Linked DNA regions of Mus musculus: region 2 is linked to region 1. Evidence: chromatin loops called from intact Hi-C (ENCODE). Cell type or tissue: heart. All regions are shown on one strand. Links, peaks and the distances in the headings refer to the core of each region. The heading gives the core; the rest is flanking DNA. Region 1 has its middle 23 kb from the start of Gatad2a. Region 2 holds the start of Zfp868 (zinc finger protein 868).

Region 1 (11,327 bases), core at 2,279-10,278:
CGACGGCCTGTTGGTGCCATTGCACCTGATCTTTTTCCCTCTAAAAACAATGATTTGCTTCCCTGGGGAAACCAGGACCAAGCCCACAGACCCTCAAAAGGATGCTGCTTTCAGTAGGTCAGTGATTCTAGAGATACACAACACACAAGCTGGGTCAACTCTAATGAATGAAGATGCCTGCAGGGATGCAGGGTGTGGTATTTAGCTCTGTGCAAAGCAACTCAGCCATTTAGAGACTCTTTAGTGACTCTGTATAGCTTTAACCTAACTCCCTTTTCTCTTTCCTTCCTCCCTTCTTGCCTCTTTCTTTTCTTCCCTCCTTCTGTCACCCTCCCTTTCCTTGTAGCCTAGGCTTTCCTGGAATTCCATATGTAGCTAAAGATAACCCTTAAATTCCTAATCCTCCAGCCAGGCGTGGTTGTGCACGCCCTTAATCCCAGCACTCTGGAGGCAGAGGCAGGCAGATTTCTGAGTTCGAGGCCAGCCTGGTCTACAAAGTGAGTTCCAGCTTGGGCTATACAGAGAAACCCTGTCTCGGAAAAAAAAAAAAAAACAAAAATAAAAACTTAATCCTTACGTGACATGCTGCTGTGACAGTGGTGGGTCAGTACACACAGTTCTCCCTTCGTTTCCTCTTTTTTTTTTCCTTTAAAAATAAAGATATATTTAATTTTTATTAACGTGTCTATCTGTGCACATGTGCCTTGCAGGTGACCTTAGAGGACAGAAGGGGGCGTTGGATCCCTTGGAGCTGCACACAGAGGCGACTGTGAGCTGCCATAAGTGGGTATTTGGGTCACACTCAAGAGCAGCAAGTGCCACTAAGCCGTCTTTCCAGAGCCCACTTCCCTTTTCTCTTCCCCTCCCCTTCCTCTGCAAGCCAGGCTATCCTCAGACTCACAGTGATCCTCTTCTGAAGTGCTGCGATTATTACCGCACCTGTTTTTTGTGTTGTTTCTCAAAAGAGGGTCTGTAGCTCAGACTAGCCTTCAATTTACGATCCTTCCTTCAGCAGTCTCCTTTATGCCGGGACAGACCTGGGCCCTCGACCCTGGAGGCTATAACCTTTTTGCTATCTGTCTGTGGCATTACTCAGCGGTCACTCTCAGTGCTGGTGGAACGCTTCCTCTGTGCGAGGGGACTTCTCAGGAGAGCAGCCACAGGTCTCTGGCTGGCAGAGGCCCCGCCTTCCTAACGCCTGTGGGGCTGCCTGGGCCAGCTCCCACTTCCCTATATGGGCGTGAATGTCACTCAGCCTGTTCGTCAAGTTGATTCCCCAGACCCAGGAAGGGCCACGCCTTGGTGAAGAGATGCAATCAGCTTCCACCAGGGAAAGGAAACTCATCCTTCAGTCACATGGCTCTTGCTTCAGTTTTTATTATAAAACTAGGCTGCCCTTGGCTCTGAGGTTCAGGAATTTCACTAGAGTATCTACCTGGAGTCTCTCTTCAAAGAGAGTTCACTTCAGACAAAGAAAAGGGTTAGGATTATTATTTTTTCCTTAGCCCAGGCTGTTCTTGAACTATGAAGATGAGGATGACCTTAGATTTCTGAGTGTCTTGCCTCTATTTCCTAAATTCTGAGCTGACAGGTGTGCACCATCACACCTAGTTTATGTGGGGCCGGGAATGCACACTGTGCACACTGGGCAATCACTATCAACTGAATTGCATTCCCTGTCTAGGTCTCAAAAGTTTTGATTATTTATTTGGATTATTTTACCAGTACAGTAGTAGTTTAGTTGTGTGTGTGTGTGTGGGGGGGGCATATATTGAGCTGGACACTAGCTAATGCACTGCTTATCAATTTTTAAAAAAGATTTATTATTATATGTAAGTACACTGTAGCTGGCTTCAGATGCACCAGAAGAGGGTCAGAACTCATTACGGATGGTTGTGAGCTACCATGTGGTTGCTGGAATTTGAACTCAGGACTTTCAGAAGAGCAGTCAGTGCTCTTAATCACTGAACCATTTCTCTAGGTCCCAGCACCAATTTTTGATTGCTAATGTGAGCATGCTCTCCATGAGACCATAGTGCTTTCTCACCTTTGAGCATGTTGCTGGATTGGAGATTTAAAGTTTTTTATGTGTATAAATGTATGTAAGCACACCACATGCACCAGATCTCCTGGAACTGGAGTTATAGAGGGTTGTGAGTCACCATGTGAGCGCTGGGAATGAAATCTGGTTCTCTGCAAGAGCAATACGTGTTATAATTGTTTTTGGATTTGAGATGTAAATAATACAAGTGTCAGTTAAGATGTAATACTACAGTTGAGCAGTTGATGTAGACCAATAACAGTAGCTGAGTGTACCTGCCTTTCTTTCTTCCTTCCTTTCTTTCCTTCTTTCTTTCTTTCTTTCTTTCTTTCTTTCTTTCTTTCTTTCTTTCTTTCTTTCTTTCTTTCTTCTTTCTTTCTTTCTTTCTTTCTTTCTTTCTTCCTTCCTACCTTCCTTTTTTTTTTTTTTTTTCTTTTTTCGAGACAGGGTTTCTCTTTGTAGCACTGGCTCTCCTGAAACTCACTCTATAGGCCAGGCTGGCATCGAACTCAGAAATCTGCCTGCCTTTGCCTCCTAAATGCTGGGATTAAAGGCGTGCGCCACCAAGGCCCAGCACTGCCTTTCTCTTCTGCATACAATGGGAAATTACATACTATGCTGACCTATAATCCCATCAATAATTGTTGATTCAACAATAAATTATGCTAGATGTAATGGAATACACCTACCAAGAGGACTATGTGTGCTAGGTCATCCTGAACTACATAGTAAGCTCTAAGCCAACCTGGGCTACACAGTAAAAACCCTTCTCAAGAAAAACAAGAAAAGTTATGTGTAAAGTACCAAGGGATCACTTAAATAGGTTGATTCTTGTGCTAGCAAAATATCCCAGTTAGTGACAGGAATTAAACTAGCTTTTGTTCCCTACTGTGGGCCAGTGCAAGGCACTTTAGTTCACATCTCTAGTGTAAGCCTTTGGGCAAATTTCTGGTTTTTCTATGCAACCCAGGATGGCCTAGAACTTGAGATGCTCCTGCCTCAGCCTCCCTTGTGGGTTCTGATGTCTTCCGCCATGAGGGTGATTATTGGCCTTCTTAAGAAGTGGCAGGTATGGGTTTGTTTCCAGTTCTGCCAGCCCTTTGGTTCAACATGAAGAGAATGTGGTAGCTCCTGAGCAGAGGGGCCAAGCGTGCAGGGAACATCTTCGTGTTTACCATGGCTCCCTTCCTTAGTCAGTGACGCTGTGTTTGTTGGCCTCATCATTTGGGACCAGTTTAAGATCAGTTAAGAAGTCATAGTCCCTCCAATCCCTGTTACTATCTGCACTTACTTTTCTTCCAAAACTTCAGCTTTCTTGTAAGCATAAGTCCATTCTTCTCATACAAGCTTCAAGGTTCACATGGAATCCTTGAGTTCTTTCTAGTCTCATCCTTTATTTTATTTGATGACTTTCTCCTTAATATTAGTATAGCAGTTTCTTTGTATTGCTTCAATTCTGCCTGGTGTAATAAATAGGCCTGTTTCTCTGTATTGCATTCTTCTTGGCTCCTAAGATCCCTTCAGTAACAACTTCCCTTTGGTGACCTGTGTGCCTGGCCATGCGTGTTGTCTTCAGTAACAGCAACCACAGCTTACCATTTGCACCCTCAGAGCTGAAGGTCTTTCTCGTCTGTGCCTTTTCATGACTTTGACTCACTAGGTTATTTGGTTACCTATTTAGACAAACCTGGGTCCTTTGGGGGCAGGGTTATAAACCAGGCAAGGACTTTGGAATGAATTAAGGGTCAAGCATGGTAGTGCACTCCTGCCATTTTGGCATAGGAAAGATGGCGTCAGAAAGAGGATTTTGATACCAGTCTGGGCAACAAGAGACTCTGCTGAAGAAAATAAGAGGGGGCTCCAGATGAAGTTCCACTAATAAGCTACAAGATTAGCACAAGCATTGCAGAAACTGGGTGTGATGGCACATACCTGTCATACTTGGGATGTCTATGCCTGAGGATCAGGAGTTCAAGGCCTTACTTGTAACTGGAGGACATTTAAGGCCACCTGGGCTACATGAGATCCTGCTTAAAAAGGGACAGAACTGGAAGGATGGCTCAGAGGTTAAGAGCACTTGGCTGCTTTTCTAGTCCAGGTTCGATTCCTAGACCCTACATAGCAGTTCATAATTGTCTGTGACTCCAGTTCCAGGGAATCTGATGCCTTCTTCTGGCATACAGTGGGGACACCGTACTTGGTTCAGACAAGCAAAGCAACCGTCACATAATATAAATACTTTTAAAATGGGGGAAGATAGTTGAAGCTCTTTTTGCTTTAACTTTTGCCAAATGATGTGTTAAATTTGGGATGACAGATTAGATTTTATCTGGAAGTGGTTGGGAAGCAGAAAGGGTTTTGGAAAGTTCCTATCTAGCAGAGAAATTATGGAGATGGAGAAACCAAGAGTTAATCAGGGAATAGTAGAATTCAAGGTCATCCTCAGCTACATAGTAGTAAGTCTGAAGCTAGTCTGGGTGGGATACAGGAGATATCAAAACACATCCTGCAGGCTTGGTGGGACATGCCTTCAGTTCCAGTACTTGAAAGGCAAAGGAAGGGTAAATCTTTTAAGTTTGAGAGTAACCTGCTTTACATAGATGTCTAGTACCCTGTCTCAAAAACAAAACAATGGGCTCAAAATGTAAAGGTTCTTGCCACAAAGCCTGAGACCCTGAGTTTGATCTCTGGGACCCACATAGAAAAGGAGGCCTAGGGCTGGAGAGATGGCTCAGCAGTTAAGAGCACCAACTGCTCTTCTGAAGGTCCTGAGTTCAAATCCCAGCAACCACATGGTGGCTCACAATCATCGGTAATGAGATCTGATGCCCTTTTCCTGTATGTCTGAAGACAGCTACAGTGTACTTAGATTATAATAATAAATAAATCTTTTTTGTTTTTGTTTTTTCGAGACAGGGTTTCTCTGTATAGCCCTGGCTGTTCTGGAACTCACTTTGTAGACCAGGCTAGCCTGGAACTCAGAAATCCTCCTGTCTCTGCCTCCGGAGTGCTGGGATTAAAAGCGTGCGCCACCATGCCCGGCATAAATCTTAAAAAAAAAAAAAAAAAAAAAAAGAAAGAAAGAAAGAAAGAAAGAAAGAAAGAAAGAAAGAAAGAAAGAAAAGGAGGCCTAACGCCTTCAAGCTATCCTCTGACTTAAACATGCTTGTCATGGCATGCACATCAAACCCAATAAATACAATAAATGCTAAATAATAAAGGACCCCTCCCTCCCCCAAACCAAACAAAATAAAGCCGAAAGAGCTCAGAAGGCAGAGAGAGGCGGGCAAATAGCTGTGAGAGTTCTAAGTTTCAGGCCATCCAGAGATACATAATGAGAAGGAGGAGTTGTTGTTGGAGGTAAATGGCTACAACTTGAGTAAAGGGTGAGGGGAAATCTAGGGCTGCTCCAGCTCCAGATCTCTCCTCTAGGTGTGAAAGCAAGTGATCTAGATCTAAAGGGTTGAGGTGGGGCTTCCATTCAGAGAGTTGCACGCATCCCAGTAGCATTCAGGAGATTTAGGGATGCTGAATCCCGCCACAATTCTCAGAAAAGTAGGTGAAGATCGAGATCGCCGAAGGCGTCCTCAGAACCGGACCAGCGATGCGAACCTGAAGGTTCTCCTCCGAACGGGCCGGGGACGCATCCCCGGACGCTCTTCAGAAGGTGGCGGCGGTCAGGGCCACGGACAGGACCAGGCCTCCACTAGAAGAACCTAGGAGCCCCAGCGCCCATGGGAACCAAGCCAAGTCACCAGTCACTTGAGGACTACTCAGAGGCGCCTGTCCAGGCCCGACAGCCTCCGGCGCATTGTGGGTGGGGCGCCCCTGCTGAGCACAGCGGGGAACCCTCAGCTCAGCCAGTTGTTGGCCGCCCGGTAGCCCAGTCGAACCGCCCTCCAAGGTCCCAGCAAGCGGGCCACGAATTGACGTGTCCTCCAAGACCGCACCCCTCACGGCATTCCCGCCCCAAACCTAAATCCCTCCCCGATGGCGAGTTGACTGGCTCTGGAACCCGCTCCATTCTCCCATTGGATGCTCGTCTGTCAGTCATCCTGTCCCGCCCCCTAGGCCCGTCCCAGCCACCGGAGCGATCCGGAGGGCCAGCCGGCCAACGCGCTCATTGGCTGCTGATAACTGTCTGTCCTGAGGCTGGCCACACCCCTCGTGGGGTGCCGATCTTGAGTGCCCCGGCCAGACTTCATTGGCCTGCGGCGCCGCCACTCGGAGAGACGTGCATCAACCCGGAAGTGTGAGAGGCAAAATCTGCCTAGCAACCGGGGAAGCCGGGCTGTGAAGCGGGCAATTTCAGTGAGAGAAGGAGCGGTGAGACCGAGCGGCGGCTCTGAGCGCGCCGCGGCAGCTCCTTCCGCCCGGGGTCAGCGCCCCGGCGCGCGCACGCGCACCCTCGCTGCCTGAGCGCGCCCCGCGCCGCCCGCGCAGTCGGTCCGTCGGTCGTCCGTCGTCCTGTCGCCACCGCCGCCTCAGGCGCCACCCGAGGGAGCCGTCGCCGTGGGACGCGACCAGACCGGACCCGAGCGCTCTGCCTGAGGTTGGCCTGGGGCCCAGCTGCCGATCGCGCGGAGCCGAGCAACTTCGGTGAGTGCGGGGCAGGCGCCGCTGCTGGGGTCCCCAGCTTCCGGTGCCCCGGGCTCCCCCGGCTTCCGCTTGGCCGGGCTAGTGCGTTTCCCTACTGGACTCTTTAGGGAACCTGCGTCTGAAGGCCCCCTGTCTCTGAGAGCACCCCTTCTGTGTCGAGGAGCCCCTCGGGTCTGAGAGTGCCCTTTTCTGGGGTACTCCTTGTTTGAGAGCACCCTCTTTTTAGAGGAATTAGTGTCTGAAGGTGCCCTTTCTTTATAGCACCTCACCTCTCTGAGGGTGCTCCTTCTCTCGCGAACCCCTGCATTTCCGCGAGTACCTTAGAAAGGGGGATCTTGTGTTTCTGAGAGTGGCCCCTTTCCGAGGGGGCACTGCTTTTTCTGACTCAACTTTGCTGAGGAATCTAACCTGAGGGACCCTTGTTTATCTGCATCCTCCCTCTGCTCCCCCCTGTGAACTCCTATTTGAGGGCGAACCTCTTTTTGAGAGAGCTTTCAACTCTCTCAGGGGAGTCTCTCTGGTACATCTTCCGTATTGAGAGGAACCCTATTTCAGACCTTCTACGTTCCCGAGGGGATCCCCTATTTCTGAGACCCTTACCCCGAGATGTACCCTGCCTCTTTGAGGGTCTGTAGTCATTCTCTGGAGCTACCCCTCCTTTCCAGGGTGTTTGGCTGCACCCCCTTGCTTCTGTAATAGGTAGCTTTTTGTCTGATGAGTGGCCCCCCTTCCTTTCTGGGATTTCTTGCCTCCCTCAGGAAGGTTCCACTTCCCTTAGGAGACACTATCTTTCTGAGGACCTCTTCTATGGAGGATGTTTCTGAGATCACCCTGCCTCTCGGGGAACCTCCTCCCACAATTTTCTGGGGAGGTTGTTTCTCCTGTTTTTCCTTTTTTTTTTTTTTTTTTTTTTTTTTTGACAGATCCTCTCTCTGAAATTCTCTCCTTGGTTTTCTGTCCTTATTTTGAGTGACTTCTTTCTTTTTCCAAGTTTTCCCAAATCTGATGTGCTCCTTGGAGGGTTTCCCCACTTTTCTAAACTGTTCCTAACTTGCAAACCTTACATTCTCTCTCTTTTTTTTTGGAGGGGGGAAGTGGGAGGGTGTCATACTGTGTAACTCTCCCTGGTGGCCTTGAACTCAGAGATCTGCTTGCAGAGGCCCTTGTGAGCTAGAATTAAAGGCCTGTGTCATGCCTGGTCTCTCCACATTTTAATTGTTTTGAGACTCAGTTTTTGTTACATTATATACCTTAGGCTGTCCTTGGATTAAGATTTTTCTAGCAAGATTTTCCTTGAATTTTTTTCTGAGACAGGGTTTCTCTGTGAGTTCTGGCTGTCCTCACTCTGTACGTGTTGGTCTGGAACTCAGAGATCCGCCTGCCTCTGCCTTTCCAGTGCTGGCATCAAAGGCATACATCCTTCTTTCTTTTAAAAGGCAGGATCTCACGGGGGGGGGGGGGGGCAGTTCTGGAACTCACTCTGCACCCAGGATAGCTACAAATTCATGGTCATCTTCCTGCCTCAGACTGAAGACTGACAGCAGCATTATAGGAGTGAGCCACTATGCCTGTCCTTTGTCCCCACTTTAGCTAGGTAACCCTTTTCCTTAGAAGAGGCACTGTGGATCCCTCATTTTCCTGAGGGATCCTGCAGCATAGGTGCTCCCTACCTACTTGCCTGGGATTTTTCTCTTCTTGAGAGTTCTCTCCTTCATTTCTGTGTGAGAGACTTATCATTTAGCTTCGGAGCCACTAATTTCAAGATTCCTCTATTTCTGTATGGTATCCAAATCTCTGCTGTGAAGGGAAAGACTTAGACATGTTTTCTTTCCTTTAGTTTTCTTTCATGACAGTTTTGGGGTTTCTCAGTTATCATTGTGTTTTAATTTTTAGACATGGTCTTTCACTCTGTAGCCCAGGCTGCTCTCAAAGTGCTCATGTATGTAGCTAGGCTGTCTTTGAATCATCTTGTTTAACCTTTCAGAGTGTTGGATTTTTTTTTTCATGACTTTTATCTTAGTTTTTAGAGGACTTTTGGGGCTAGAGAGAAAGTTAGGAGACCTATATGCAAAAACAAAAACAAAGCATTCCCCCTAATGTCTTGGGATTTGAGTGTGTTACTGTATTTTCTTTCCTTTTTTTTCCCTTTTTAATTTTTTGGAGACAAGATCTCTGTTATGTAGCCCTAGACAGAGGTCTTCCTGATTTGCCTGCCTCTGACTCTTCAAGCACTGAGATTAAAGTCATGGGCTACCTACCATACCCAACTTCCTTTCTTTTTTGATATAGGGTCTTGTCATGTAGCTTACTCTGACCTCAGACTTTTGATAGTTTCCCTGCCTTAGCCTCTTGAGTGTTGGCATTGTAGATGGGCAATATCCCCTACTGTATTACATTTTCCTGACATTTGAGGCCAGTGTTAGAAGACTGTAGGCACTGAGAGACAAGGCAGAAACATTGTCTCCCTATTATCACAAGGTCAAACCTATGGGGTGAATCCACTTCCTGCCCTGTCCATCTGCAGACAGAGGACCTTCCTTTCCTGAAGAAAAGAGAAGAAAGCACTCCTTTGCTCTATCAGGGTTTCCTGCACCACCCTGAGCCTCTGATTTACCCCTTGATCAAAAGAGGAGCCCCAGGTTGTAACCTTGGTTTGAAAGGACAAAAGCAGGAAATGGGTCATCCTAGGTCTGGAAAAGGTGCTATGGGGGCAAGAGACAGAGAACTACATGTCTGTAAGTTTTAGGTGACTTTGACCTGGCCCAAAGGAAGGGTTTCCATGGTGTTTACAAATCTCTTATGTATTTTTTTAGTGGCCCACCCTGGATTCCAAGTCACTGCAGTAGCTAATTTTATCTGCTTTGCCAAGGCAGAGCTCTCAGAAGCCTAAGGAAATGAATGCTGGCATTGAGAGATGGTCCACAGGACAGAAATGAACTCAGTTTGAAATCTGAGTAAGTCCTAACCGCTTCGAGTCCACAGGCTGGTTTCAGGCTGGGAACCAAGCGAGCTGAACACCAAAGTGGGTGAGCCGTTTGGTTTAGCATTTCAACAAGTTGTGTCCCTCTGTTCAGCTCCACCTTTACTTTTCCTTCTAGTTTGACTTAACACAGTCTCTCCCTGGTCCTTTTCCATCCGGGTCTTGCTTAATTTGAGTCTTTTGTGAAGACTCCTGCTGAGGCTATAATTTGAGTTCTAAATCTGTCAGTGGACCATGTGGACACAAGTTTCAACTCGAGCTATTTTCTCCTGTGGAGAAGCAGTTGGAGAGTTTCCTGGTTCCTCAGCTCTTGGGGTAGTCAAGTCCAGGCAAGAGGCTGCTGCAGACCTGTTGCTTTTCCATTGCTTATTGGTCATCTGTAGATACTGCTCTTAGTGAAGAGGACAGATGGTGAGGAGCTTGGGGCTTAGGCTGTCCTGGGACGAGATATACATGTATATATTTATCACTTGAAAGAAAACCAACCCAGCTTATATAGTGTTAAAAAAAAGATGTAAATGCTTAAAGTGAGAGTTTTTGTTTTTGTTTTTGTTTTTGTTTTTCAAGACAGGGTTTTCTCTGTATAGCCCTGGCTGTCCTGGAACTCACTCTGTAGACCAGGCTGGCATCTGCCTCCCAAGTGCTGGGATTAAAGGCGAGTGTAACCATAGCCCAGCGGAGAGTTGTTTCTTGTTTGTTACTGTAACAAAATGGTTGAGTCAGGCTACTTTATAAAGAGCTTTATTGACTGCTGAGATGGCACAGGGTGTTAATGGCAAGAGACAAGGAACAGGGTATTGGTGTAACTATCTATGCACACCTGTACTCTTTTTATTTATTCTTATGTATGTATGTATGTATGTATGTATGTATGTATGTATGTATGTATGTATGTATCTATCTGTCTGTCTATCTATCTATCTATCTATCTATCTATGAATGATAGGGTTTTTCTGTTCTAGAACTCACTCTGTAGACCAGACTTGCCTTGAACCCAGAGATCTATTTGCCTCTGCTGGGATTAAAGGCATGCCACCATGCCCAGGTTTTTCTTTTTTAATGTTTATATATGTGTGTCTTGTGTGTATATAAATTGGAGGACATCAGAAAACAGAATTGGATCCTCTGGAACTGTGGGTTCTGGGAAATGAACCTGGGTTCTACATAAGAGCAGGAAGTGTTCCTAACTGCTGAGCCATCTCTCTAGCCCTTCTCTCTCTCTTGTTTTAATGTATTCCATTTTTTAAAGGTTTATTTATTGTATATATGTGAGTACACTGTCTCTCTCTTTAGACGGACTAGAAGAGGGCATTGGATCCCGTTACAGATGGTTGTGAGCCACCATGTGGTTGCTGGGAATTGAACTGAGAACCTCTGGAAGAGCAGAGCCATCTCTCTAGCCCTCTTAAAAGGTTTCCACCAAGGGGGCTTCACCCTAAGGATTAATTCTCATTAATTCTAAATCTAACCCCCCATATTTGTCATTGTACTCAGACTCATACATGATAACAAGTGCTTTTTACCACTGAATTGCACTGAGCTATAGCCTCAGTCTTTAAACATTTTTTAAAGCATTTTAACATTTTTATTTTATGAGTAGGGTATTTTGCCTGCATGTGTGCATCACATTGATATATACTCAAAAGAGGGTGTTGAATTTCTAGAACTGGAGTTGGAGGTGGTCGTGAGCTACTATGTGGTGCTGGA
Region 2 (11,327 bases), core at 1,332-9,331, 370 kb after region 1:
AGGATAAATAACTTCCTTAAAGAATTACAGGAGAACACAGGTAAACAGCTAGAAGCTCTTAAAAAGGAAACACAAAAATCCCTTAAAGAATTACAGGAAAACACAATCAAACAGGTGAAGGAATGAACAAAACCATCCAAGATCTAAAAATGGAAATAGAAACAATGAAGAAATCACAACGGGAGACAACCCAGGAGTTAGAAAACCTAGGAAAGAGATCAGGAGTCATAGATGCAAGCATCACCAACAGAATACAAGAGATAGAAGAGAAAGTATCAGGGGCAGAAGATAACTTAGAAAACATTGACACAACAGTCAAAGAAAATGCAAAATGCAAAAAGCTCCTAACCCAAAACATGCAGGAAATACAGGACACAATGAGAAGAACAAACCTAAGGACAATAGGTTTAGAAGAGGGTGAGGATTCCCAACTTAAAGGGACAGTAAATATCTTCAACAAAATTATAGAAGAAAACTTGCCTAACCTAAAGAAAGAGATTCCCATGAACATACAAGAAGCCTACAGAACTCCAAGTAGACAGGACCAGAAAAGAAATTCCTCCTGTCACATAATAATCAAAACACCAAATACATTAAATAAAGAAAGCATATTAAAAGCAGTAATGGAAAATGGTGAAATAACATATAAATGCAGACTATCACAATTACACCAGACTTCTTACCAGAGATTATGAAAGCCAGAAGATCCTGGGCAGATGTCATACAGACCCTAAAAGAACATAAAAGCCAGTCCAGGCTACTATAACCAGCAAAACTCTCAATTACCATAGATGGAGAAACCAAAGTATTCCATGACAAAACCAAATTTACACAATATCTTTCCACAAATCCAGCCCTACAAATGATAATAGATGGAAAATGCCAACACGAGGAAGAAAACCACACCCTAGAAAAAGCAAGAAAGTAATCTTCTTCCAACAAACCCAAAAGAAGATAACCACACAAACATAAAAATAAGAGGAAGCAACAATCACTATTACTTAATATCTCTTAACATCAATGGACTCAATTCCCTGATAAAAAGACATACACTAACTGACTGGATATGTAAACAGGATCCAGCATTTTGCTGCACACAGGAAACACACCTCAGTGTCAAAGACAAACACTACCTCAGAGTAAAAGGCTGGAAAACAATTTTCCAAGCAAATGGTCCCAAGAAAGAAGCTGGAGTAGCCATTCTAATATCAAATAAAATAGATTTTAAACTAAAAGTTATCAAAAAGGATGAGAAAGGACACTTCAAACTGGTCAAAGGAAAAATCTACCAAGATGAACTCTCAATTCTGAACATCTGTGCTCCAAATGCAAGGGCACCCACATTCATAAAAGAAACTTTACTAAAGCTCAAAGCACACAATACACTCCACACAACAGTAGTGGGAGACTTCAACACCCTATTCTCAGCAATGGACAAGTCATGGAAACAGAAATTAAACAGAGACACAGTGAGAATAACAGAAGTTATGAATCAAATGTATCTAACAGGTATTTATAGAACATTTCATCCTAAAGCAAAAGAATATACTTTCTTCTCAGCACCTCATGGTACCTTCTCTAAAACTGACCATATAATTGACCACAAAATAGGCCTCAACAGATACAAGAAGATTGAAATAATCTCATGCATCCTATCAGATCACTATGGATTAAGGCTGACCTTAAATACCAACAAAAACAATGGAAAGCATACATATACATGAAAGCTGAACATTGCTCAATTCAATGATAATTTGGTCAAGGAAGAAATAAAGAAAGAAATTAAAGACTTTTTAGAATTTAATGAAAATGAAGACACATCATACCAAAACTTATGGGACACGATGAAAGCAGTGGTAAGAGGAAAACTCATAGCTCTAAGTGCCTCTAAAAAGAAACTGGAGAGAACTTACACTACCAGCTTGATAGTACAACTGAAAGATCTAGAACAAAAAGAAGCAAATACACCCAAGAGAAGTAGAAGGCTGGAAATAATCAAACTCAGGGCTGAAGTCAACCAAGTACAAACAAAAAGAACTATACAAAGAATCAACAAAACCAGGAGCTGGTTCCTTGAGAAAATCAACAAGATAGATAGACCCTTAACCAGATTAACCAGAGGACACAGAGACAGTATCCAAATTAATAAAATCAGAAATGAAAAGGGAGATATAACAACGGAAAGCATGGAAATTAAAAAATCATCATATCCTATTACAAAAGTTTATACTCAACTAAATTGGAAAATCTTTATGAAATGGACAATTTTCTAGATACATACAGGATGTCAAAGTTAAACAGGATCAAATAAGCCATCTAAATAATCCCATAACCTCTAAAGAAATAGAAGCAGTCATTAAGTCTCCCAACCAAAACCAGCCCAGGACCAGATAGGTTTAGTGGAGAATTCTAACAGACCTTTCAAGAAGACCTAATTACCAATACTCTTTAAACTATTCCACAAAATAGAAACAGAAGGTACACTATCTAACTCATTCTATGAAGCCACAATTACACTTATACCTAAACCACACAAGGGCCAAATGAAGAAAGAAAACTTCAGACCAATTTCCCTTATGAACATTTATGCAAAAATACTCAATAAAATTCTTGCCAACTGAATCTAAGAATACATCAAAATGATCATTCACCACGATCAAGTAGGCTTCACCCCAGGGATGCAGGGATGGTTCAATGTATGGAAATCCATCAATGTAATCTACTACATAAACAAACTCAAAGAAAAAACCCCCACATGATCACTTCATTAGATGCTGAAAAAGCATTTAACAAAATTCAGCATCCCTTCATGTTAAAAGTCTTGGAAAGATCAGGTATTCAAGGCCCATACCTAAACATAATAAAAGCAATATACAGAAAATCACTAGCCAACATCAAACTGAATGGAGAGAAACTTGAAGCAATTTCATTAAGATCAGGGACTAGACAAGGCTGCCCACTCTCTCCCTATCTATTCAACATAGTACTTGAAGTTCTAGCTAGGGCAATTAGACAACAAAAGGAGGTCAAGGGGTACAAATTGGAAACAAAGAAGTCAAAATATCACTGTTTGCAGAAGACATGATCATATACTTAAGTGACCCAAAAAATTCCACCAGAGAACTCCTACAGCTAATAAAGAACTTCAGCAAAGTGACTGGATATAAAATTAACTCAAACAAATCCATGACCTTCTTCTACTCAAAGGATAAACAGGCTGAGGCAGAAATTAGGGAAACAACACCCTTCACTATAAAATATATTGGTGTGACTCTAACTAAGCAAGTGAATGATCTATATGACAAGAACTTCAAGTTTCTGAAGAAAGAAATCGAAGTAGATCTCAGAAGATGGAAAGATCTCCCATGCTCATGGACTGGCAGAATTAATATAGTAAAAATGGCCATCTTGCCGAAAGCAATTTACAGATTCAATGCAATCCCCATCAAAATTCCAACTCAACTCTACCTAGAGTTAGAAAGAACAATTTGCAAATTCATTTGGAATAACAAAAACCCAGAATAGCGAAAATGATTCTCAACAATAAAAAAACTTCTAGGGGAATTACCATCCCCAACCTCAAGCTGTATTACAGAGAAATAGTAGTAAAAACTGCATGGTATTGATACAGAGACAGGCTGGAAGATCAGTGGAATGGAATTGAAGACCCAGAAATGAACCCATACACATATGGTCACTTGATCTTTGACAAAGAAGCTAAAGCCATCCAGTATAAAAAACGAGCATTTTTAACAAATAGTGCTGGCTCAACTGGTGGTTAGCATGTAGAAGAATGCAAATTGACCCATTCTTATCTCCTTATACAAAGCTCAAATCTAGGTGGATCAAGGACCTCCACATAAAACCAGAAACACTGAAACTTATAGAGGAGGAAGTGGGGAAGAGCCTCTAAGATATGGGCACAGGGGGAAAATTCCTGAACAGAACACCAATGGCTTGTGCTGTAAGATCAAGAATTGACAAATGGGACCTCATAAAATTGCAAAGCTTCTGTAAGCAAATGACACTGTCAATAAGGCAAAAAGGCAACCAACAGATTGGGAAAGGATCTTTACCAACCCTACATCTGATAGAGGGCTAATATCCAATATATACAAAGAACTCAAGAAGTTAGACTCCAGAGAACCAAATAACCCTATTAAAAATGGGGTACAGAGCTAAACAAAGAATTCTTAACTGAGAAATACTAAATGGCTGAGAAGCACCTAAAGAAATGTTCAGCATCCTTAGTCATCAGGGAAATGTAAATCGAAAGAACCCTGAGATTCCACCTCATACCAGTCAGAATGGCTAAGATCAAAAACTCAGGTGACAGCAGATGCTGGAGAGGATGTGGAGAAAGAGGAACACTCCTCCATTGTTGGTGGTATTGCAAGCTGGTACAACCACTCTGTAAATCAGTTTGGCAGTTCCTCGAAAATTGGACATAGTATTACCTGAGGACCCAGCTCTACCACTCCTGGGCATATAACTAGAAGATACTCCAACATGTAAGAAGGACACATGCTCCACTATGTTCATAGCAGTCTTTTTTATAAGAGGTAGGAGTTGGAAACAACCCTGATCCCTGATTTGAAGATTTGATCCTTCAAATCTGGAATGGATTCAGGAAATGTGGTACATTTACACAATGGAGTAGTACTCAGCTATTAAAAACGAATTCATGAAATTCTTAGGCAAATGGATAGAACTAGAAAATATCATCCTTAGTGAGGTAACCCAGGTGCAAAAGAAAACACATTTTATACACTCACTGATAAGTGAATACTAGCTCCAAAGCTCCAAATAACCAGGATACAAGTCACAGACTGCATGAAGCTCAGTAAGAAGGAAGAACAAAGTATGGTTGCTTCGGTCCTTCTTAGAAGGAGAACAAAATATTCACAGGAGCAAATATGGAGATAAAGTGTAGAGCAGAGACTACAGGAAAGGGCACTCAGAGTCTGTCCCACCTGGGGATTCATCCCAAATACAGTTACCAAACCCAGACACTACTGTGGATGCCAAGAAGTGCATGCTGAAAGGAGCCTGATATGGCTATCTCCTGAGAGGCCCTGCCAGATTCTTACAAATACAGAGATGGATGTTGGCAGCCAATCATTGGACTGAGCATGGGATTCCCCAATAGAGGAGTTAGAGAAAGGACTGAAGTAGAGGATGGCCTTGTCATGCATCAATGGAAGGAGAGGTCCTTGGTCCTATGAAGGCTCGATAGATGCCCCAGTATAGGGGAATTGATGGCTGGGAGGTGGGAGTGGGTGTGTGGTTGGGTGGAGTAACACCCTCATAGAAACAGGGTGAGGAAGAATGTAATAAGGTGTTTCTTGGAGGGAGGGAAACCGGGAAAGGGGATAACATATGAAATGTAAATAAATATCCAATAAAAAAGAAAAGAAAAAAAATGGCTTTAGGCACATTGACTGAGGCGGACTACGAGTTTGAGGCTCTTGTACACAATAAAGGAAGAGTCTCAACAAAAATATTCTGAAGAAGCTATGGTACAGTGCCCCCTGAACTGTCATCACCAAACACTAGTTTGGTTCTTTCAGCGGACTTGTCCCTAGGTAAGTCAGAGTCACAAAACTGGCCTGACATCGTTAACTATTTTCACTGGTCAGGGTCCTGGAATCATTCAGTAGGGCACACCTAGAGGTACACAAGAGCCATGAACCTATGTTGACACCTGCTGGCCACCGCAACACTAAACAATGGGCTCTAGACTCACAGCCTAAGGAACTGCAAGAGGAGCTACTCCTGTCACTCAGATCACCTAGAGCAGTTCTAACCAATCAGGAGCTACAGACAGGTTGTCCAATCAGAAGCTTCTAGGAGGCGGGGGGGCGGGTTCTTTTCGGCCGCCATGTTAGCTAAAGGTTCTTCACCGAAACTGAGGAAAGCCGTTGTGGGAGCCAGTGCTTGGAGCTGTGTGGGGGAGCGCGGGTGAGCTCGGAGCCTGGCAATGGTGAGCGAGGGCCGCTGTCCCCTGATGGGAGGAGCGGCCGGCTGGGCTGCGGGAGCCGGGGTGGTGGGTCCTCCCTGGGGTTGGGGCAGTGAACGCGGGGACGTCGGGGCTGCGACCTGGGCCTCCGCCTGCGGTCCGTAGGTACTTCCGCCCTGATCCTCTTGGCGTCAGCGCTGAGCGGGAGGTCCCGCCCTGCGGGGGGCGGGGGATGGGCGGAAGCCAGTACGCGGATGACGTCACGATCCGGGCTGGCGGGGACGTCCTGCTTTTGGTGGTGCGCTGAAGGCTGCTTGCTAGACTAAGGCTGTCTAGGTTCTTTGTGCTGTCTTCGAGAAGTTCTGAACTTTGCTTTCCACATGTAAGTGTGGCAACCTCTTTAGGTTAATTTTACGACATTTGTAAAGTCCAGTGAGTTTCTTTGCAAAGATGTTTAAAACCAGCTCTGGGAAAGATGACTTGTCTCCTTGAATTTATTTTGTTCTTCGGTCAGACATCCTTTGATTATATTTTTGTTTTTATTTCTGCTTATGCATTTGTGGGCTTGTTAATTTTTCTTCCCTCAAATAGTGCATTGTTTTGCGTACCGAGGTTCGCCGAGAACTGTTAGTCAGGAAGCATTGTAGTCGATTCTTCTGTATTGTGTTCACCATTCTGGTCCTTTTCTTCATTTCCACACAACCTTTATTTCTTGTTTATTTTAGCATTTTTATTGGAAGTATGTTGAACTACTAGTTTAAACTGAGAACATGAGCATACTATGCTAGAAATAAGATAGACACATTTGTATCTCCCCAAAGTATCAAATATTTTTGAATAACAATAAACTTAAAAGGTTTTGATGGCAGCAATTTGCCAAGTGATTTCACTTACATTTGTAATTAGGACAAGGTTAATGTGGGTTTTATTCTAGTCTTTTTTTTTTAAGATTTATTTATTTTATGTATGTGAGTACACTTTCGCTCTCTTCAGACGCAATGGAAGAGAGCATCTGATCCCATTACAGATGGTTGTGAGCCACCATGTGGTTGCTGGGAATTGAACATAGGACCTCTGGAGGAGCAGTCAATGCTCTTAACCACTGAGCCATCTCTCCAGCCCTTCTTTTAGTTTTAATTGTTAATATTAATTCTCATGTCAAAGCACACAGTATATCTCTGCATATATTTAGTTTATAAAATGAATACTTAGAAGTAGGCTGAGAGAAATGTAGGTAGAGTTTGTCCTGATATGAAAAGGAACTCAAAACAATTGTGCCACAGGGAGCGAGCCTTTGATGAAGTCACAGAGAGGACTCAGGCTTGTCAGCCATGCTGCTTAGTTCTAGATAGAAGGCCCTGAGAGCAGGCAACTGTGGGCTCAGGTCCAGGTCTGGATAGGGACTAGGTGGAAGGCCAGGCAGGTGAGTAGGTGAGTCATGGGGCCTATTGAAACCTCAGGGACAAAAGTCTCTACTTGTCCTTTCTTCATCTATATACTAGTTATCAGACGATAGGATGGTTTGGGGTCAGACATCCTAGTGCTAGTAGGTGTCTATCAATTTAAGAGGCCAGGAGAGGGATTTATGCCCTTCCCTGGTTTCCCTGATAGCATTGTAATACATGCCCATCTAGTCTCAACTCACCCTGATAAACTTACAGAGTAGCCCTCTTTCTGTTCTCAGGAACAAGCCTGTGATATCTGGCTGAACAGATAGTATTGTTTGTGCATGTACCAAGGGGCTGGAGTCATTCTCTTTCCTCAAAATGGAGTCAAATGGAGTCACTCAGGGCAAGGCATTGTCTGGAAAACCACTGTTTTCTCACAGTATGGAGTAACTTGGGACAGGACACAGCCGACTGTGCCCTTCAACACTTCACGTCCAGGATCCTGCAGTAGCACTTGCTTTATTAGGTTCATTGCTTTCATTGGTGATTTGAAGTGTGAGGCTGGAGAGCTGGCTTAGTGGTTAAGAGCACTGCTGCTCTTGTAGATTGATTTCCAGTGACCACATGGTGGCTTAAACCGTTCTGTAATTTCATTCCAAGGAGATATGAAGCCCTCTTCTGGCCTTCGTGGGTACCAGGCATGCATGTGGTGGAAGCAAAACACCCATACATGTAAAATACATAATTTAAAAAAAAAAAGAAAGTTATAGTTAATGTCTGCGGACTTCCCCTCCCAACCCCTTATTTTGTCTTTTTTAGACAAAATCTCACTTGTGACCTGTCTGACCTGGAACTCTGGAACTTTGTAGACCAGTGTGGTCTGGAAATCACAGCAGTCTGCCTGTCTCTGCCTTTTGAGTCTGTGCAACACCACACCCAGTATGTCTGTAGTTCTTTGTTTTATTTGTGTATTTTCTTTGTGTCATTTATCTCTACTGGTGTACAAGCAGCGTAGTGTTTTTCCTTTTATATCCTATTGCTTATTGCCAATGTACAGGAGTAGGATAGAATTATGTATCCTATATGTTTGCTATGGTATCACATTAATTCCTTGAATTTTTTGAGTTTTGAGATTTTCTTTGGGCAAAACCAGTTTTTTATTTCTTCCGAAGAAGCTTACTTCCCCTTTTGTTGACATACAGTTTTATTCTCCCTTAAATATAGCATGATAATGATTTAAAATTAATTTTATATTTTATTTCTGTGGGTGTATTGCCCACAGAAGTAAGTCTGTGTGCTGGTGCCTGGGGAGGACAGAGGAGGGTGTTAGATCCCCTGGAACTGGTGTTGCAGATGGCTGTGAGCCACCGGGGTGCTGGGAATTGAACCTGGGTCCTCTGGAAGAGCAGGCAGGCAGTGCTTTAACATTGGCGCCCTCTCTCCAGCCCACTCATGTGACTGTTGTTATTTACTGTTGATGGTGGATTCCATCGTTTCTAACTTTTCTTGGGGAGGTGCATGTTGAGAATTGAAATCTGGTTCTTGTGTGCTCTGCCATTGAGCTTCATCCAGTTTGAATTTTGAAGTTTAGTTGGTTTTGCATACCTGTCTTAATTTCTACTTGGTTGCAGTATGTAAGTTTTGATTTGGTTTAGTTAATTTCTGTATTATGTTGAGGTGGGTCCTTGTGTAGGTATGGATGGCCTCAAATTCCTGATTCTTTTGCTGCCTCCAAAGTTCTGGAGTAGCAAGTATGACTCATGATACTGTTTTTCTTTAAGATTTTTTTTTTATAACTTAAACAAATTTCCCCTTTAACAATTTCCTACGTATATAAAGTGCATGCTGTGGTCCATCCTCTCTGACTCCAGCACACCCCCGTCCTGCCTTATCCCTGCAATTCCCTTTCTGATCTCCTTGCTTAAATTCTGTGTTGGAACCACACTGAAGACAATGACTTCTTCCTCCGGGATCTGTTAGTGGTCACTAATTCAAGGAAGAGTAGTAGAGCACTGTAGGCCCCTCCCCGACCTATAATTGACTGTTGTTGGTGCTGTTCTGAGTACCATTGGATGTGACCAAACCACTATGAGGTCAGAAAGCTCTGGCACTGCTATACCTAGAAGTCAGGATTTTACAGCCCTTCTCCCTTGCCTCTCGTGCTCTTACACTTTCACCCCTTCCTGTGCTGTGATCCCTAAGAAGTAATAGTACAAGTGTCCTATTCAGGCATGGAGAAAAGAAGAGCACTGGCTGTTCTTTCAAAAGACTAGAGTTCAATTCCTAGCACTTACATGGTGGCTCACAACCATTTGTAACTTTAGTTCCTCTTCTGGCCTTGTACTGCATGAACATGTTGCTTAGAAATACATAAAGGCATAACATCATGCTATAAACTAAAAATAAGTAAAATATCAAAAGCAAAATTAAAAATAATTTAAAAAATGTCCTATTTGGGTTGAGCACTTAACTATCACTTATTCTCAGCGCTCTGAACACCCTGCATCCTGTGTTCACTGACATTTATTGAAAAAAGAGGCTTCTCTGACTAAGACTAAGAGTGGGATTTGTTTATGGGTATGAACATAGGTATTTAGAAAGTAACCTGGCTGCAGGACAGTACAGCTAAACTCTGTTAGCAGGTTAATCCTAGAGGCCATGAGTTTTTCCCTAGGTTTACAGTGTCAGATGTGGATTTCCTCTTGTGAAGCAGGCCTCAAATCCAATCAGAGAATGGTTATTCATCTAACAGGTTTTTTTAAAACTACATATGATCCAGAGTCTTAGTCATTATTCTATTGCTGTGAAGCGATAACATGACCATGGCAACTTTAAATTGGGATAAGCTTAAAGTTTTAGAGGTTTAGTTCATTATCATCATGGCGAGGAGCATGGTGGCATGCAGAAGACATGGTGCTGGAGAAGTAGCTAAGAGTTCTACAGTCAGATCTGTAGGAAGAGAGAGACACTGGGACACTGGGCCTGGCTTGGGTTGACCAAGCATTCAAGTACAGGATCCTCTGGAGGCCATTCTTTTTTTTTTTTTTTTGGTTTTTCAAGACAGGGTTTCTCTGTGTAGCCCTGGCTGTCCTGGAACTCACTCTGTAGACCAGGCTGGCCTCGAACTCAGAAATCTGCCTGCCTCTGCCTCCCAAGTGCTGGGATTAAAGGCGTACGCCACCATGCCCGGCTCTGGAGGCCATTCTTATTCCAGCCACTACACCCAATTATTACATTCCTAGGTATATACTCATGGGACTCTATATCCTACTACAGTAGGATATATAGTAGTATATCCTATAGAGAGACTTGTTGAACCATGTTCATCATTGCTTTATTCAAAATACCTAGAAAATGAGAACTGCCTAGATATCTATCAGTGATGAATAGATAGCAAAAATGTGGTATACATATGTGTAATGCGTGTGTGTGTGTGTGTGTGTATGTATGTATATATGTATGTATATACATGCGTATGCATACCTAATTTGTTTTTATGGTAGAATGGTGGCTTCATACTTTAAATTCAGAAGTATTTGCTTTTCTGAGACACATTGTACCAGATTGGTGTAAATTTGTTTTTGTATTTTTAACACTGGGTCTCTATTAAACTCACTCTGTATACCTGGATAGGCTTGATCTCAAGAGATTCTCTTGCCTGTTTCCTGAGTGCTAGGGTTAAAGTCGGGCATCACTGCACGCAGCTTGGTGTAAATCCTTGACCGTTTGCACCTTCCATCCTTTTTTTGGTTTGTTTGTTTTGTTTTCATTTTTCAAGTTTTCCCTTTGACATTTTATTTCTTGATTTTTATGACTTTATTACTTGGTTTTCTTTTCATTGATACATTGTTTAATCTTTATAAATAAAACCCTGAGCTATATGACAAGAGTTCAGTGAGAACATGGACAGTAGAATGATAAAGATAGAGCCTACTTGCTGGCCTTCAGAGAAGCTCTTAGAAAGATACATATTCCCGATG

The links. A loop is a pair of places that touch in the nucleus more often than their neighbours do. Peaks named below come from ENCODE experiments on the same cell type or tissue, not always from the same donor. Only the 100,000 strongest peaks of a DNase experiment are listed, where the experiment ranks them.
Region 2: it touches region 1 in a loop (2.7-fold over the local background); 2 of 42 quality-filtered maps call a loop at or near these places.

The regions. Positions count from the first base shown.
Region 1 is chr8:69,991,256-70,002,582 of GRCm38, reverse strand. It overlaps a transcript of Gatad2a not described here. Among named protein-coding and RNA genes, the nearest start is that of Gatad2a, 23 kb to the right of the region's middle. In heart, for the core only: CTCF peaks have their summits at 5,888 and 6,236; a DNase peak (open chromatin) is centred at 6,022; H3K4me3 peaks cover 2,378 bases; H3K27ac peaks cover 2,225 bases.
Region 2 is chr8:69,620,091-69,631,417 of GRCm38, reverse strand. It overlaps Zfp868 (zinc finger protein 868), which reads left to right and starts at 5,870. Exons shown (of 5, transcript NM_172754.2): 1 at 5,870-5,983. In heart, for the core only: a CTCF peak has its summit at 5,703 (motif pointing left); DNase peaks (open chromatin) are centred at 5,847 and 6,137; H3K4me3 peaks cover 1,905 bases; H3K27ac peaks cover 1,206 bases.